2 separate regions of the Homo sapiens genome follow, and region 1 is linked to region 2. A link is a loop called in an ENCODE intact Hi-C map of the cell type or tissue named here. Cell type or tissue: right lobe of liver. All regions are shown on one strand. Each heading gives the region's core, and the rest is flanking DNA. Links, peaks and the distances in the headings are about the cores only. Region 1 holds the start of C16orf82 (chromosome 16 open reading frame 82). Region 2 has its middle 52 kb from the start of LINC02129.

The links. Peaks named below come from ENCODE experiments on the same cell type or tissue, not always from the same donor. Only the 100,000 strongest peaks of a DNase experiment are listed, where the experiment ranks them.
Region 1: a loop joins it to region 2, with 4 times the contacts of the local background. A loop is called at or near these places in 2 of 110 quality-filtered maps.

What each region holds. Positions count from the first base shown.
Region 1 is chr16:27,061,509-27,069,839 of GRCh38, forward strand. C16orf82 (chromosome 16 open reading frame 82) reads left to right here and starts at 5,419. Exons shown (of 1, transcript NM_001145545.2): 1 at 5,419-7,658. The coding sequence starts at 5,488. The coding sequence ends at 5,952. It overlaps LOC105371154 (a long non-coding RNA gene), which reads right to left and starts at 1,229. Exons shown (of 3, transcript XR_950954.2): 1 at 1,207-1,229; 2 at 803-1,021; 3 at 476-697. In right lobe of liver, for the core only: no CTCF peak of the experiment used is centred there; no DNase peak of the experiment used is centred there.
Region 2 is chr16:27,120,164-27,128,494 of GRCh38, forward strand. No RefSeq gene overlaps it. Among named protein-coding and RNA genes, the nearest start is that of LINC02129, 52 kb to the right of the region's middle. In right lobe of liver, for the core only: no CTCF peak of the experiment used is centred there; no DNase peak of the experiment used is centred there.

The DNA of each region.
Region 1 (8,331 bases), core at 149-8,148, 59 kb before region 2:
TTGATTATCACACAACACGTCCTACTTCCTTCTGTCTGTCTCCCTCCATGCATGGAAGCTCTCTGAGGGCAGGGCTGAACACTGCCTAACACAGAGCAGGATCCCAATCAATATTGGTGGAAGCCCAGACAGAATATGAGTTCAGGAAACATTTGTTGAATGAATGAGTGAAAACAAGCCAACTCTCCAAGTTAGAAGTTATTATGGCGTGTCACATGCAGAGAATCAATGCCTAACTTAGCAAGGGTTTCCCAGGAATAAATATAAGGGTTGGAGGCCTGGAGCTGACAGCCAATTTTCTGGGCTGGTGATGTTCTCCCTGACGATATTCTTTTCCATCTTCATAATGTGAGAAAGCATTGCTTTCCCACCAGGGACTTTGATGCTAGGGTAGGTATTGAGGTAGGAACACAGCTCCAGAACCCGCTGCAGAAACCATCAGGAGAAAACTAAATCTGGTGAAACACATCAGCAGTGTCTGTGAACATGATGTATTAGTCCGTGCAAAGCAGGTGTTGCTGTGGTAACAAACAAACGCCCAAATCTTGATGGCTTAGTCCAATAACAGTTTACAGCTCACTGATGTCACCAATACATTGGGCAGAGGGTAGTGGTTCTTCTCCACGCAGTCACTCAGAGACCCACGTTCCAACCACGGTGGGGCTTTGCTGGGTCCAAAGAACAGCTTTCAAGGTCCCTATGGAAAGGGAAGAAAGAGAAGGACCATGCATGGGAGATATTTAATGGCCCAAGCCTAGGTAGTAAACATCCCTTCTGCCCACATTCTATTAGCCCTACCTACATGGAGTTGGAAATGTACTTTTCCTACAAGCCCAGAAGAGAAATGAGATGGTCTCATGAGCATATAGCATTGTCTGTGCCACACCAAGGAAGGATGGGACACTTGGTCTCCAGGAGCCACAGACGATATGATTATAACCAGGTTTCCTGTGAGAGCCTTGCCTGGAACTCTGAGTCCGGCTCTATCGGCTAAGCTGCTGGTCCGGTGGGTGCCAGTCTCCTGGGTGAAGAAATTGACATGCATGAGAGAAAGGGAACCTGGAGACAGAGGCTGAAATGTGTGTTTGGCTGAGAGGAGGGTTTCTTGGGGGCAAACAACAAGGGACTGGGGACAGGAAAGGCAGCCCACAGCATAGTTCCAGAATGAGACGCCAGGTCCCACTGTAGAAAATGTCTTCTACCCACTTCTCCCTGGATCTTTCGGGGGTTTGGTACTCTGAGCTCAGAAGGATGCTGCTCCATGTGAGCCTTGAGGACCTGCGTCTCTGGAGGTCGCTGGAAGCAATGCCTGGGCAGGACAGCTCTGGTCTTATGCACAAGGGCAGCTAGGGCGGGGACCAAGTAAGAGCACTGCCCTCAGGTGGCTGCACAGGTGAGGCAGAAATGAGAAGCCTGGAATGAAACCACAGAAGCTCCATGAAATGCCTTCCCCAAGACTACCAGAGTAACCCACAGAGACTTAAAAGGTAAACGCTGGGCCAGGCATGGTGGCTCACGCCTGTAATCCCAGCACTTTGGGAGGCCAAGGTAGGTGGATCACCTGAGGTCGGGAGTTTGAGATCAGCCTGACCAACATGGAGAAACCCCATCTCTACTAAAAATACAAAATTAGCCGAGCATGATGGTGCATGCCTGTAATCCCATCTACTCCGGAGGGTGAGGCAGGAGAATCGCTCGAAACCAGGAGGCAGAGGTTGCAGTGAGCTGAGATCGTGCCACTGCACTCCAGTCTGGGCAACAAGAGCAAAACTCCATCTCCAAAAAAAAAAAGGTAAACGCTAAGCTGAGCCATGGCTGTTTACAAGGCGTCACTGTATCCGCAGGCTACAGTCTTGGTGTTCAATGCACTCGATGGGAAGGGAACTCTGATTACTGCATGGCCTCTGCCATTTATCCTGAACAAGCCCGAGTGTTCACTGCAGTCCTCAGGCCTGTAATGTAATGTGCCCAGAGCAGGTGAGGCGGAAGACAAGAGGAGGAAAGATGTGTTCCAACAGGCTCATCATTAATCCCAGCACTGGGGTATCTGCCCTCTTTTGGTTTTGTGCAGGGACAGAGCCAGTCCTGAGTCCCAGCCTACCTGCCTGGGGCCCAACCTCCTGCCTCTCACCAGCCAGTCCCCTAAAGGGCCAGACCTTGTTCCTGCTTCCCATAATAGTTGGCTCCCACCACACCCTTCACTCTGAACATCGCCACTAAGCCACTGTGCCTGTCTCTTCCTTGCCGGTCCTCATGGGGAGCATAGGGCTGGGGATAGAAGTTAGACAGCAAGGAGATGCCCCACTCACCCCTAAAGGATCACAATTTTCAGAGCAAAAGGGATGCTGCTGCGTGCAGCAAAGGGATGCCGCGCTGCCCTGGGCAGTGGGAAAGGAATTCATGACAACGATGACAGTGATGATTAGCAATGATGGTGATGATGACTGTCAAGGGACTTAGCAGCGCTCTCTCTGAGCAACGCCCTCCTTCTTCTCTCACCCCGCACCCCAAACAGGGCAGGCCAGACCTCTTAGGGTCAGGCTAAGCACCGGGACCACCCGTCTTGCACTGAGGCAGGAGTTGTGCCTGATCTTTACGCTTCTTGATCTTTTGGGGATCGTGGATACCCTTGGGAATTTTATGGATGCTATGACTCCCTGCCTAGGGGAAAGAAAGCATACGTGTAGCTCATTGCAGATTTTGTGTACAATTTCAATGACTTCTCAAGGTTTTAAAAATCCACACATGAACTCTTTAGGGGTCAATGAATATATTAATTTATTCCATCACTCAATAAACATCTATGATGTCTACTAATAAGTGGCATGCTGAGTGTTTTCATCTGTAGTTAACTTCTTTGTCAGGGTTGAACATCAGAATCATCTACAAAAACATCACCTGTGGCCAAGGTAGCACAATTTTCAACGCTGACTGCACGTTAGAATTACCTGGAGAGCTTTTTAAAATTCTATTGCCAAAGCCTCACCTTAGGCCAATTAACTCTGTACCTCTGGGGGTGGAACCCAGGCATCCCCAGGCGAATCCAGTATGTAGCCAAGGGCAAAAACCACTGTCTTAGAAAATCTTGGTCAGATGCAGCAGCTCCTACTTGTCATCCCTGCACTTTGGGAGGCCAAGGCAAGGAGGACTACTTGAGGCCAGGCATCTGAGGCCAGCCTGGGCAACACAGCAAGACTCCGTTGCTATAAAAAAAAATTATTTTCAAGTGAAAAAAAAAGAAAATTAAAACATGTTTTTTAGAAGTTCCCTAGGTGGTGATGCACACCTCGGGGTCATTCATTTATTCACTAAATCAACGTCTAGTGAGCATCAGGCAGTGTGCTGGGCCTTGAGGGCAGAGCAGAGAATAAGAAATCAGAATCTCTGCCCTCATTAAGTTTATATTCTGGCTGAGGACCTGGCAATAAATAACCAGTACATAATTCATTCATGTCACAAGGAACATCAATTAGGAAGTGGCATAAAGGATGACAGCAGGGGCCAGGTGCAGTGCCTCACGCCTGTAATCCCAGCACTTCAGGAGGCCGAGGCAAGTTCGAGACCAGCCTGGCCAACATGGTGAAATTCCATCTCTACTAAAAATACAAAGATTATCTGGCTGAGGTGGCACATGCCCATAATCCCAACTACTCAGGAGGCTGAGGCAGGAGAATTGCTTGAACCTGGGAGGCGGAGGTTGCAGTGAGTGGAAATTATGCCATTGCACTCCAGCCTGGGCAACAGAGTGAGACTCTGTCTCAAAAAAAAAAGTGGGAGTGGGGGAGGCCAGGCTGTAATCCCAGCACTTTGGGAGACTGAGGCGGGCGGATCACCTGAGGTCGGGAGTTTGAGACCAGCCTGACCAACATGGAGAAATCGTCTCTACTGAAAATACAAAATTAGCTGGGCGTGGTGGCGCATGCCTGTAATCTCAGCCACTCGGGAGGCTGAGGCAGGGAGGCATGCCATTGCACTCCAGCCTGGGTAACAAGAGTGGAGCTTGCAGTGAGCCGAGATCACTCTGTCTCAAAAAAAAAAGAGGATGCCAGAGGGGAAAAAAGCACCCTGAGGGGTGAAAACAGCCAGTGCCAAGGCCCTGCAGCAGGTAAGAGCATCAAATCATGAAATCATGAGACCATGCTCCAAAGAGCTAAAGAAACCACTAACAGAAATTCTTGAATTTGCAGGAAGGCAAATAAAAAAAGAAACAATTTGAAACTCCTTTCACTTATAACAAAACCAGCTGCAATCAGCTGGAAGCAATATGGCCAACTGGAGTTAGTGCAAGACCAGCTTGCTGATGTCACAGCCTGAATTTCCACTGCATGTTTCACACTCACTCCCTCCAAATTTGCACATGGGACCCATGAGGAGGCATGAAGAGGTAACTGCACATGCCAAAGGTCTTTGCAGACCTCACTTCTCCTTGCACCAATAACCTACTAATCTCAGAATCCACTCCCTAAACCTTTTCTAATAAAACTACTGCCTTAAAGCCAGCACAGGGAGAGAGATTTGAGCTGACTCCTGCCTCCTTCTGAGCCAACTTGCAATAAAAAGCTTTTCTCAGAAACCCAGTTTCATAGTGTTGGGGTCCAGGGCATCCAGCTGTGAGTCCCTTTTGCAATAAGAGAGTGCTCAGCCTGGTCAAGCATCCAAGGTGAGAAAGGGGCAGGGCGTGGTGTGTGATGAAGTTGGGAGAGCCAGACCAGGCCAGGGCCTTGATGATCCGGCCTGCTGTATTCCCTCCTGTCCTCAAAACCACTCAGCAGGCCGGGTGCGGTGGCTTACGCCTATAATCCCAGCACTTTGGGAGGCCGAGGCGAGCAGATAGCTCCAGGTCAGGAGTTGAAGATCATCCTAGGCAACATGGTGAAACCCCATCTCTACTAAAAATACAAAAATTAGCCAGGCATGGTGGCGGGCGCCTGTAATCCCAGCTACTTGTGAGGCTGAGGCAGGAGAATCGCTTGAACCCGGGAGGCAGAGCTTGGAGTGAGCCCAGATCTCACTACTGTACTCCGGCCTGGATGACAGAGTGAGACTCCATCTCAAAAAACAAACAAACAGAAAATAAAAAATAAATAAAAATAAAAAAATGAAACACTCAGCAAGCAGGCAGAGACTTGGGAGAGAAGAAACTCGGCTCATAGGATCTCGGCTGGGACACACGCCTGAGGCCCCTGACCTGATGTCTGGCCACAGACTCCTCAGAAAGGCTCCCGAGAGGGTGACACCCACCCCCTCTGGCCATGAGCCCCTTTCTGCCCCACTCCTACCCTCCAGGCCAGGCCACTGATGTCACTGGTGCCAGGACAGCATTGTTCTCCCTCCCACACCCGCCTTCACCTCACAAGCCCCATCACCATGGGAACTGAGCCAGCCACTCAGAACACAGAGTTTTCAAAGGGCAGCCTTATATACGGAGTCACCTCTCCCCAGAGAGGTCACAGCCAACATTCAGAGGCCTCCCAGGGCCCCCTCTCCCTGGATAAACCACTTCAGCTGCCCCCCATTTTTCTCGAGGGAGAAAAAGGGGAATCCTCTGTCCAGAATGAGCAGGAAGGAGAGCCAAGCCTACAGTCACCCAGCTTAGAGCTCCAGTCCCCTGCGTGGCCACGCCATGCAGGAGTGGCTCAGGAGCCCCTGAAAGTGTCCAGCAGCTACCTCAGTGACACCCAGAGCAGCGAGAGTCATGTTTCCAGCGTGCAGCACCCGAGGCCAGAGGAGGGCAGCCATGCCAGCCTGAGCAGCGGGTACGCAGGGGACAAGGAGGGCAGCGACATCAGCTTGGTGGGCAGCCACCGGAGAGTGCGGCTGAACAGAAGGCTCAACACCCAGGCGGCCAGTAACCAAACCAGCCAGCTGGGCTCCATAGACCCTCCCAGCTCTCTAAAGAGCCGGCTGACTGGCCCCGCCCACAGCACCAAGCAGACTGGAGGGAAAGAGTGAGGCCAGCCTGCCCGGCAGCGGCAGCGGCAGCAGCATCCTGTCCAGCGCCAGCTTCATCAGCTTGGGCAGCAGTGCCCTCACCTACAAGGTGAGCAGCGGGCTGCTGACTTCCACAGCCAGCCTTCCCTCCACCCAGGCCAGCAGCCGTCAGAGCGTCCGGCTGGATGGCAGTGCCCAAAACAGGCAGAGCAGCCACACCAGCGTGCAGGAGGACAAGACGGGCGGCAACGTGAAAACCAGTGAGCAGGTCACCACGGGGGAGCAGCCTGCCCAGGTGTGCATGCCTTTGTGAGAATCCTCTCCAGCAGCCAGAGTCTCCCAGAAAACAACACACAGGCCCAGCAAACACAGGCTGCACCCAGAGTGGATATTCCCAAAACAAGTAGGAAAGGTGTTTTCAAAAGCACACACTGACTGTGTCAACCATCAGTGGGTAATCCCATTTGTAGCAACAAGCATCAGTGGGCAGGCCACATGTAGCAGGAAGGATCTATGCTGAGCACCGCCTATCCTGAGAACACAGTCAGTGAGGAGACTGTCTATACTGAGAACCACTGTTGCTAGGAAGAGCTGTAGTATCAAGATTCACCAATGCTGAGTCCACCTGTGTCAAAACAGCGAAGAGTAATGACATCGACTGTGAACTTCAGTGACAAGCCATCTATAACAAGATCCATCAATGGCAAAACCATCTGTAGTCAGCAGCATCCTGGTGGGACCCCCTGTACCAAAACTCATCAGTGGCGACAGATGTTCTCGATGGCAAACGCTGACGATATTAAGAACTGTCACGAGTTAGAACCTTCCATGATGAAACCATCCTAAATGATGAATGCCATCTGCAACCAACACCAGCCACGATGAGCTCAGAAGAAACAAGCTGCAACCATGGTTGGGACTGTCCATATCAAGAACCATCTGCAGTGAGCGCCATGCGTGGAGAGCCACATCCACATGAAACTTCATCCTGGCCAAGCAGCACCACACTCTGTCCATCATTGTCACTGCCCGCAGAAGCACTAGCAAGACAGCCACGGTGCACACGGAGCACCTTCACGACTCTCAGCTCCCCCAAGGAGTCCAGACTAAGTGACTGTCACCAGAGAAGGATCATCAGGAGCAGCCAGGGATGCCCCCGGCACACAGGGACTAGGTCTAGTGAGAACATTAGAGGGCGGTGTAAATGGATCCCCATGCCTGGGCACCTGTAATCCCAACTACTTGGGAGGCACCATCCCAGAGAGCTCCAAGCGTCCTTTTTTTTTTTTTTTTCCTTTGAGTGCTGTCTCTGGACATCTTCAGCCCAGAATCTTCTCAGGAGCAAAGGCTTCCTGATGCCTCATTCATGTCAAGAAAGGAGGCCAGGAGCCATCCTGTGTTCAGATGGTTGAGACAGTGACTACGATGGCAGGACAATGCCGTGAGAAGCACTTCATGGTGACAGAGCCCAACCCAGCCGGGAACAGCTGCGATGGGGAAGCTCTGGAGCATTTTGTGAGCACCGTCTCGGTGGATGGGAAAGCCGAAGTCTCTGCCCGTCTCTTACTGGAGGCACTAAACCCCCTCCCTGGGTTGACCTCACAGACATTGAAGTGAGTCTGCCCACAAAGGAAAAGAGGCCAGAGACTGTCGTGAAGACATCCACTAGGTACCAGAAGGAAAGCTGAGGGGGCAGCAAAGACAATAAAAGGTGTCTAGAGAGGTCATATGTGTGTGGGTCTGTGTGTGCGTTCCCGGCCGAGCTCACAGGAGGGGTGGGCCACAAACACACTAAAGAACCATGGAGAGAGTTGGGCATGGCTACCAACTCTGCCACTGCTGTGCTGGCCATCTGGGCAAAATAGTTAAACTTTCAGAGCCTCAGTTTCCTCATCTGGGAAATGGGGACAGTAACCCCTATTTCATACATAGGATGGTTATGTGGATTACATGAAAATGTATATCAAGTACCCAGCAAGGGATAAGTACTAATGTAATGTATTTCTTTCCCTTTTCTTTTTTTTTTCCTTTTTATTTTTTAACTTTTAAGTTCAGGGGCACATGTACAGGATGTGCAGGTTTGTTACAGAGGAGAATGTGTGTCATGGGGGTTTGTTATACAGATTATTTTATAACCCAGGCATTAAGTGTAGTATCCATTAGTTATTTTTCCTGATCTTCTCCCTCCTCCCACTCCCCACCCTCCGATAGACCCCAGTGTGTGTTGTTCCCCTCTATGTGTCTATGTGTTCTCATCATTTAGCTCCCACTTCTAAGTGAGAATATGCGGTATTTGGTTTTCTGTTCCTGCCTTAGTTTACTAAGGATAATGGCCTCCACCTCCATCCCTGTCCCTGCAAAGGGCATGATCTCTTTTTTTTATAGCTGCATAATATTCCA
Region 2 (8,331 bases), core at 320-8,319:
TGTCTTCCTTAGAAAAATGTTTATTCAGATCCTTTGCCAATTTTTTTTTTCCAATCTATACTCTTACTTTACTTTTTTTCCTTTTACTTTTATTTTGAGTTCTGGGGTACATGTGCAGAATGTGCAGGTTTGTTACATAGGTGTACCATGGTGGTTTGCTGCACAGATCAACCCATCACTTTGGTATTAAGCCCAGCATCCATTAGCTATTCTTCCTGATGCTCTGCCAATTTTTAAATAGCATTATTTGGGTTTGGGAGTTTTTTGTGTTGTTTTGTTTTGGGGGGTTATTTGGTTGATTGGTTTTGCTATTAAGTTATGTGAGTTCTTTCTATATTTTTGTTATTAGCCCCTTATGAGATGTACAGTTCACAAATATTTTATCCCATTCCATAGTTTGCCTTTGCATTTCACTTATTGTTTTCTTTGGTGTGCAGAAGCTTTTTAGCTTGATGTAGTCCCACTTGTTTGTTTTTCCTTTTGTTGTCTGTGCTTTTGATGTTATATCAAAAAATTCATTGCCAAGATCAATGACAAGGAGCTTTTCCCCTATGTTTTCTTCCATGAGTTTTATGGTTTCAGATCTTACATTTAAGATTTAAATACATTTTGAATTAACTTTTGTATATGGTGTAAACCAAGTGTCCAATTTTATTCTTTTGCATGTGCCTATCCAGTTTTCTTACCTTTACTCATCAGGGATATTGACCTGTGATTTTCTTTTCTTGTAGCATTCTTATCCTAGCTTGTCTCCTTTCAGGAATTGACAAGCTTATCCCAAAATTCTTATAGAAATCCAAGAATTCCATCTTGAATCTTAAAAAAAGTAAAAGTTCAAGAATTCACACTTCTCAGTTTCAAAACTTACTACAAAACTACAGTAATCAAGACAGTGCAGTATTGGCATATGTATCAGTGGAAAAAATTAGATTCCAGAAATAAATCCGTATAACTATGGTTGATTAATTTGGGGCAAGGGCCTATTCAATGGGAAAGGGATAGTTTTTTCAATAAAAGGTGCTGGGACAACTGGATATCTACATGTAAAAGAATGAATAATGTTGAATCCCTACCTCACACCATATACAAAAATTACTCAGAATGAATCAAAGGTTTAAATTTTAACAGCTAAAACTATCAGACTCTTAAAAATCAGAGAAAGAATTGAATTTGGACCTTAGATCTGATACCAAAATCATAAGCAAGAAAAATAACACTAGATAAATTAGACTTCATCACAATCTAAAACTTACTTCAGAGGACACCATTAAGAAAGTGAAAAGATAATCCAAAGAATAGGAGAAAAATTTTGCAAATCATATTTGTAAGGGATTTAAGTCTCAAACATATAAAACTACTACAAATCCATAATAAAAGCACAAATAAGGCCAGGCTTGGTTGCTCACACCTGTAATCCCAGCACTTTGGGAGACTGAGGGGGGCAGATCACCCAAGGTCAGGAGTTTGACACCAGCTGGGACAACAAAGTGAAACCCCATCTCGACTACAAATACAAAAAATTAGCTGGGGGTGGTGTCACATGCCCATAATCCCAGCTACTCAGGAGGCTGAAGCAGGAGAATCATCTGAACCCAGGAGGCGGAGGCTGCAGTGAGCTGAGATCACACCACTGCACTCCAGCCTGGGTGACAGAGTGAGACTCTGTGTCAAAAAAATAAATAATAAAATCAAATTAAAATTTAAAAACACAAATAATGCAGTTTGAAAATGGACATGCCGAAATCTGATACACATGCCTCCAAACAAAATCTACAAATTGCCAATAAGCACAGGAAAAGATGTTTAACATCATTATCCATCAAGTACATGCAAATCAAAACCACAATGAAATACTACTTTACACTCACTAGATGGCTACAATCAAAATACAGATAATAACAAGGTAAGGATGTGGGAAAATAGGAACCCTCATACACTGCTGATGAGAATGGAAAATGGTGCAACCACTTTGGAAAACAGTCTGGCAGTTTCTCAAAAAGTTGAACATAGAGTGTATTTGTCAAGGTTCTCAGAGGCAGAGAACAAACAGGATATATGTATATATGAAAGGGAGTTCATTAGGGAGAATTAGCTCACATAATTACAAGGCAAAGTCCCACAATAGGCCGTCTGCAAGCTGGGGAAGAGAAAAGCCAGTAGTGGCTCAATCTGAGTCCAAAAGCCTCAAAACCAGGGAAGCTGATAGTGCAGCCTTCAGTCTGCAGCCAGAGGCCCAAGAGCCCCCAGCAAGCTGCTGGTGCAAGTCGCAGTCCGAAGGGCTGGAGAACCTGGAGTCTGATGTCCAAGAGCAGGAGGAGCAGAAGCAAGCATTCCCCATGGGAAGAAGAAAGAAACCAGAAGACTAGGCAAACAAGTCTATCCCACCTTCTTCTGCCCGCTTTGTTCTGGCTGTGCTGGCAGCCGATTGGATAGTGCCCACCCACATTGAGGGTGGGTCTTCCTCTCCCAGTTCACTAACTGAAATGTCAATCTTCTCTGGCAACACCCTCATAGGAACACCCAGAAACAATACTTTACCAGCCATCTAGGCATCCTTCAATTCAATCAAGTTGACACCTAATATTAACCATCACATAGCGTTATCATGTGAATCAGCAATTCTCCTCCTAAGGATATGCCCCAAAGGATGAAAACATATGTCCACACAACATCTTGTCAAAAATATTTATGGTGGCATTATTCATAATAGCCAAAAAGTGGAAACAACCCAACATCCATCAACTGATGAACAGATAAATAAATTGTGGTCTATCCATACCATGGAATATTATTCAGCAATAAAAAGAAATGAAGCGGCCAGTCACCGTGGCTCACGCCTGTAATCCCAGAACTTTGGGAGGCCGAGGCGGGTGGATCACCTGTGGTTAGGAGTTTGAGACCAACCTGACCAATAGGATGAAACCCCATCTCTACTAAAAATACAAAAATTAACTGGGCGTCATGGTGGGCACCTGTAGTCCCAGCTACTCAGGAGGCTGAAACAGGAGAATTACTTGAACCTGGGAGGCGGAAGTTGCAGTGAGCCGAGACTGCACTCCAGCCTGGGCGACAGAGCGAGACTCTGTTTCAAAAAAAAAGAAAGAAAGAAAGAAATGGAGCACTGATACATGCTACGACATGAATGAACCTTGAAAACATTATTCTAATTTAAAAAAAGAAGCAAGTCTCAAAAAACCATATAGGATTCAATTTATTTGAAATGTCCGGAATAGGCAAATCTACAGACGCAAAACGTAGATTAGCGGTTGTCTAGGGCTGTGGCCATGGGATGTGGGAGAGTGGGAGAGTTTGGGGTGATGGCTGAGGGATGAATATGTTATTGGAGTAATGAAAATGTTTTTAAATTGATGGAGATGATTGACGCACAATTGTGTGAATATACGAAAAGCAAATGAATTGTAAGAAAATGGCTTACATTCCTTAGACTTACAAAATGGGGAGCAGGAAATGGAGATAGGTGACGACAGAGAGGTCAGCAGAGCGAAGCTGAGAATCATTAGGTTAACAAAGGTGGATCAGGAGCCCACCAAGTGGAGGCAGCATCAGGGCAAGGGAGTCTGTCTGAACAGGGACAGGATCATTGTTCATGGGCGTGCACGTTCCCACACCAGGGCATCCTATAGAAGAGCGAATGGGGGCTGAATTTACCCAGGCTCTGCTTACCAAGCCCGTGCCCACACGGCTGATCCTGCCCCCAGGCTGTTTTTAATAACTCACACTAAGGCCCTGTTTGGGGCTCGTGGCCCTCCTGCCAAGCTGACTCACTCCTGCTCTAACAAAGCTGTGAGACCATGTTCCTCCCACGTCTGGGTCCATGAGTCTCTGCTAGGGCTGACCCCAGCCCTGGTCCAGGAGTAAACATGACCCAGGACCAGCCAATCAGAGGTCTCCATCCCCTTGAACACAGGGATTGGTTCAAAGACAAACATGTGACCTAAAATGATCCAATAAGATTCTCTCTCCCAAGAATTTGAATCTTAAATGAAGTGACCCAGTGCTGGAAAGTGATTGCAGCTATTTCATCGTGATGGTGAAGCTGTGAGCAGAGTGCTACCAGGCCCTGCCTCCCAGCCCCCCATCCAGCTGTGGTGGTTCAGTGGTTCCTCCAACACGCTGATCCACCCCACAACCTTGCCATAAAGCCTGTGTTTTCTGCCTGTGTTGCTCTCTGTCACTTGCAACCACAGACTGGACCCTGCAAGTGCTGTATGGTCTAGCAAGGGGTCTCCCCAGCCAAGCACCCCCTGAGCCCAGCCTCCGGAAGATTCCTCTCCACACTCTACAAGGTCTTTGTGTCTATGTGCTTCTCGGTACATACAAGGTCAATAGCAGCTTTTTAGAGGTAACTCCATCAACTGGCCAGGAAACCCTTCCCAGGCTTCCTCTCCAGCTTCCTGAGGTTAATCTGACCCCAAAGGAGAGGCAGTGGGTGCCAGAAGCGGATCCTCCTGGGTGCCAGGACACTCATGGACTATGGGACTTTGGGCAGGGTGTCACCCCTCTCAAGCCCTCCATTTCCAAATTAGAAAAATGAGAGGGTCAGAGTGGACCCAACAACTCCCATTTACAGAAGCAGAAAGGGGTGGGATGGCAGAATGTTTAGGAACGTGGAGGCTGCCTGCTTAGAATCCCAACTCTGCCCGTAACTGCTTCTCTGCCTCAGCTTCCTCCTCCACAAATTAGGGACAGAAATAGGACCCACTTCCTTGGGTTGTTCTGAGGATCAAATAATTTAACATTTGTGAGGTGCTTAGAACACTGACTGGCAGGTGGAAAAGGTCGACGAATGTGAGCTATTAATAAGATTATATTACATTGTATAAGGGCTGCATATATATCATATCTTTTACATATCACAAAGACCTGGGAAGTCAATTCTATTATCACTGTTTTATATATGAGAGAACAGCTTGGAGATGTAAAGTGACTTGCCCAAGGTCACATAGGCAGGAAAGGAAGGACCCTGGATCCATACCCAGTGTTGCCTGACTCAGATAAGCCTGTGATTTTGACTATTTGCCCTTCCTGCTCTGATGTTCTCAACCACTGTTTCCCAATGTGTTACCACTAACAGGACACAAGATGATATGAAGTCATATGTGAATCATTTGTTTTATGATATTATTCATTTATTTTCATGCTTACCTTCTGTTCATGGTAAGTGAATGCAGGCTTTCCATTTACTCAGTGTATTTAAGTAAAAAAGAAAGTCTCTTAGCCTGGCACAGTGGCACATTCCTGTAGTCTCAGCTACTAGGGAGGCTGAGGCAAGAGGATCTCTTGAGCCCAGGAGTTTGAGTTCAGCCTGGACAACATAGCAAGACCCCATCTCTTTATTAAAAAAATAAATAAAACTGTTCTTTCATCAAAAAAGAAGGGTGGTAGATGTTAGTCCAAACTGCACCATTTTGTAAGCCCCCCACCATTTCGCAGACCTTGGTCAAAGTGAAACATTCCATGGGGGTTCAGGCCATGAGAAACAGCCTGCCTCTTATCATATTCTGCTGAGGGAAAGTTCAAGGAAAACCACATTCTGCTGGAACAAGGGCCAGAACCACCCATCCTGGGAACACATTATGAACATTCTCCCATGAAGCAGGCTATGCCCCCACATTCCAGACTCTTCCCCACAGGCCTATAATTGCCCCCGCCTATAAGCAGTGGTACACACTGATATTAAGCTGAACCCCCACCTCTGCAGGTTTATGCTGGACATAAATGCCTGCATTTGCTGTTGAGCCACGCTCTCTCTCTCTCTGCATCTTTCTTCAACCCTTGTCTTCTCTTCAAAACTTACCCAAAGGATTATAAACCATTCTACTATAAAGACACATGCACACATATGTTTATTGCAGCACTATTTACAATAGCAAAAACTTGGAGTCAACCCAAATGCCAATCAATGATAGAGCAGATAAAGAAAATGTGGCACATATACACCAGGGAATACTATGCAGCCATAAAAAAGAATGGGTTCATGTCCTTTGCAGGGACATGGATGAAGCTGGAAACCATCATCCTCAGCAAACTAACACAAGAACAGAAACCCAAATACTGCATATTCTCACTCATAAGTGGGAGTTGAAAAATGAGAACACATGGACACAGTGGGGAAACACACACCAGGGCCTGTCAGGGATTGGGAGCAAGGAGAGGGAGAGCATTAGGACAAATACCTAATTCATCATGGGCTTAAAACCTAGATGACAGGTTGATAGGTGCAGCAAACCACCAAGGCACATGTATACCTATGTAACAAACCTGCACATTCTGCACATGTATCCCAGAACTTAAAGTAAAATTTAAATTTTTTTAATGAGAATGGCTCAAGATGTAACTGAAGCTTTATTCCTGTGTTCATCATGCCCTTAAACTTCATTCAGTAAGACATATCTTCTTCTGCTTTCGTTGGAAACTTCCCCTAGACTCTTCTGCTCTTGACTGCCCGATGACACCAGCACTAGAAATGTCAGCCCCACGAGAGCAGACATCTGTGTTGGTTTGACAATGTAACGCAGCATCTAGAGGAGTGGTATGCAGTAAATATTTGTTGAAAGATTAAAATAGAGTCTCAATTCAATAAATAGTGTGTCCAGACCAAAGTAGTCATCCAACTCTGAACTCAATTTAACCATCGATCTTGCAGTTTCCCAGATCCACTCTATGTCGGACTGGAAGCTAGCACTGGGAAGGCGGGTGTGATTGGCTTCTCTCTTCCTTCAATCTGTCTGGCCCCATTGGGAAACTAGCACCTCTCCCTTCCGGGGCTGGTACATGGGAAGGAAAGAGGGCAAAGCAGTAGGAGTTGCAATTACATGAACTCATGCTGTGCACGCTGGCTTTGTCGCCTCTAGACCTGGCAGATGTTGAATACTGATCCTCTCATGGAGGACTTGTTAGCACTTTAGAGTTTCCTGCTGGAGTCTTTCCATCTGAAATCTGGGTGCATCTCTATTACAGGTGTTCTTTCCTTGTCCCTATGCATTCACCTCCACATTCCAGAAGGCCCTATTGGATGGGTCCCACGACGATCCCACATCAGCTCCCCCTCCCCTAGCTAGTCCATAGGAAACAGCCATACATCCCTTGCCTTGACAACCTCTGCAAGTGCAAACTGAACCCAACAGTTTTCCTGGTACCACTGGCTGCTTTGCCTTTTGCAAGGGGGGAAGTGACTCAAGCACTGGTATTCCATGTCTCCCAACTGCATGCAGGAAACACATTTCAAGCTCATCTAGGAGAAGAGTCTCTAAGAGTTGATAGTGCTCACCAAATAGCTATGTGCTCCTCTGTTTCTCAGTCTCTGTTGCATTTGGATGGAGGCCATGAAACAAGTTCTGGCCAGTAAAGTGAATGGAATGGCCATATGTCTCTTCTGGATAGAGGCACTTGAGAGCCAGATGTTTCCATCCTCTCTCTTCTCCCTTAAAGGCAGTAAGTTCCAGACAGCACTATCATAACAGGAAGAGGACAACCTGAACTGCACCAGACTTCAACTTGAGCTTGAAATAAATTGTTTTTGGATTAAGCAACTGAGATTTCTGGGTTTATTTGTTACTACAACAAAGCCTGTCCTATCCCAACTAATATATCCCATATTCTAGTCTTAAGGTTGTACTCTGCACACCCATCCCTAGCTTTGAGATAAAGAGAGCAGGTACCATATATTCCCTAAAGTAGGGAGAGGATAAGGTTTGCAGCAGTGCTTTCTGTACAGATATCATCTTTACAAATTATTTGTCTCTTCTTCATTCCCAATTATTTTCTATTTCTGAAACAGGTAAAAGGGGATTGAGAATTGTGGTATATGTGCCCAACTATTTCATTCGAAAATCTACATAGCTGGGTGCAGTGGCTCATGTCTGTAATCCCAGCACTTTGAGAGGCCAAGGCTGGCAGATCACTAGAGGTCAGGAGTTCGAGACCAGCCTGGCCAACATGGTGAAGCCTCATCTCCACTAAAAATACAAAAATTAGCCAGGTGTGGGGACAGGCACCTGTAATCCCAGCTACTAGGGAGACTGAGGCACTAGAATCACTTGAACCTGGGAGACGGAGGTTGCACTTGAACTCCGGGAGACAGAGGAGCTGAGATCACGCCACTGCACTGCAGCCTGGGTGACAGAGCAAGACTCTGTCTCAAAAAAAAAAAAAGAAAAGAAAAGAAAAAAATCTGTATACAGTGAATTGGCACCTCAGTTCAAAATTTCCCTTCTATCTTATCTTCGTGCCTAAGTGAAACTTCAATTTTAACATACTATTACACAAGACCGTTGTGCAAATAACAAGACTGAATAGTATTAATTACCA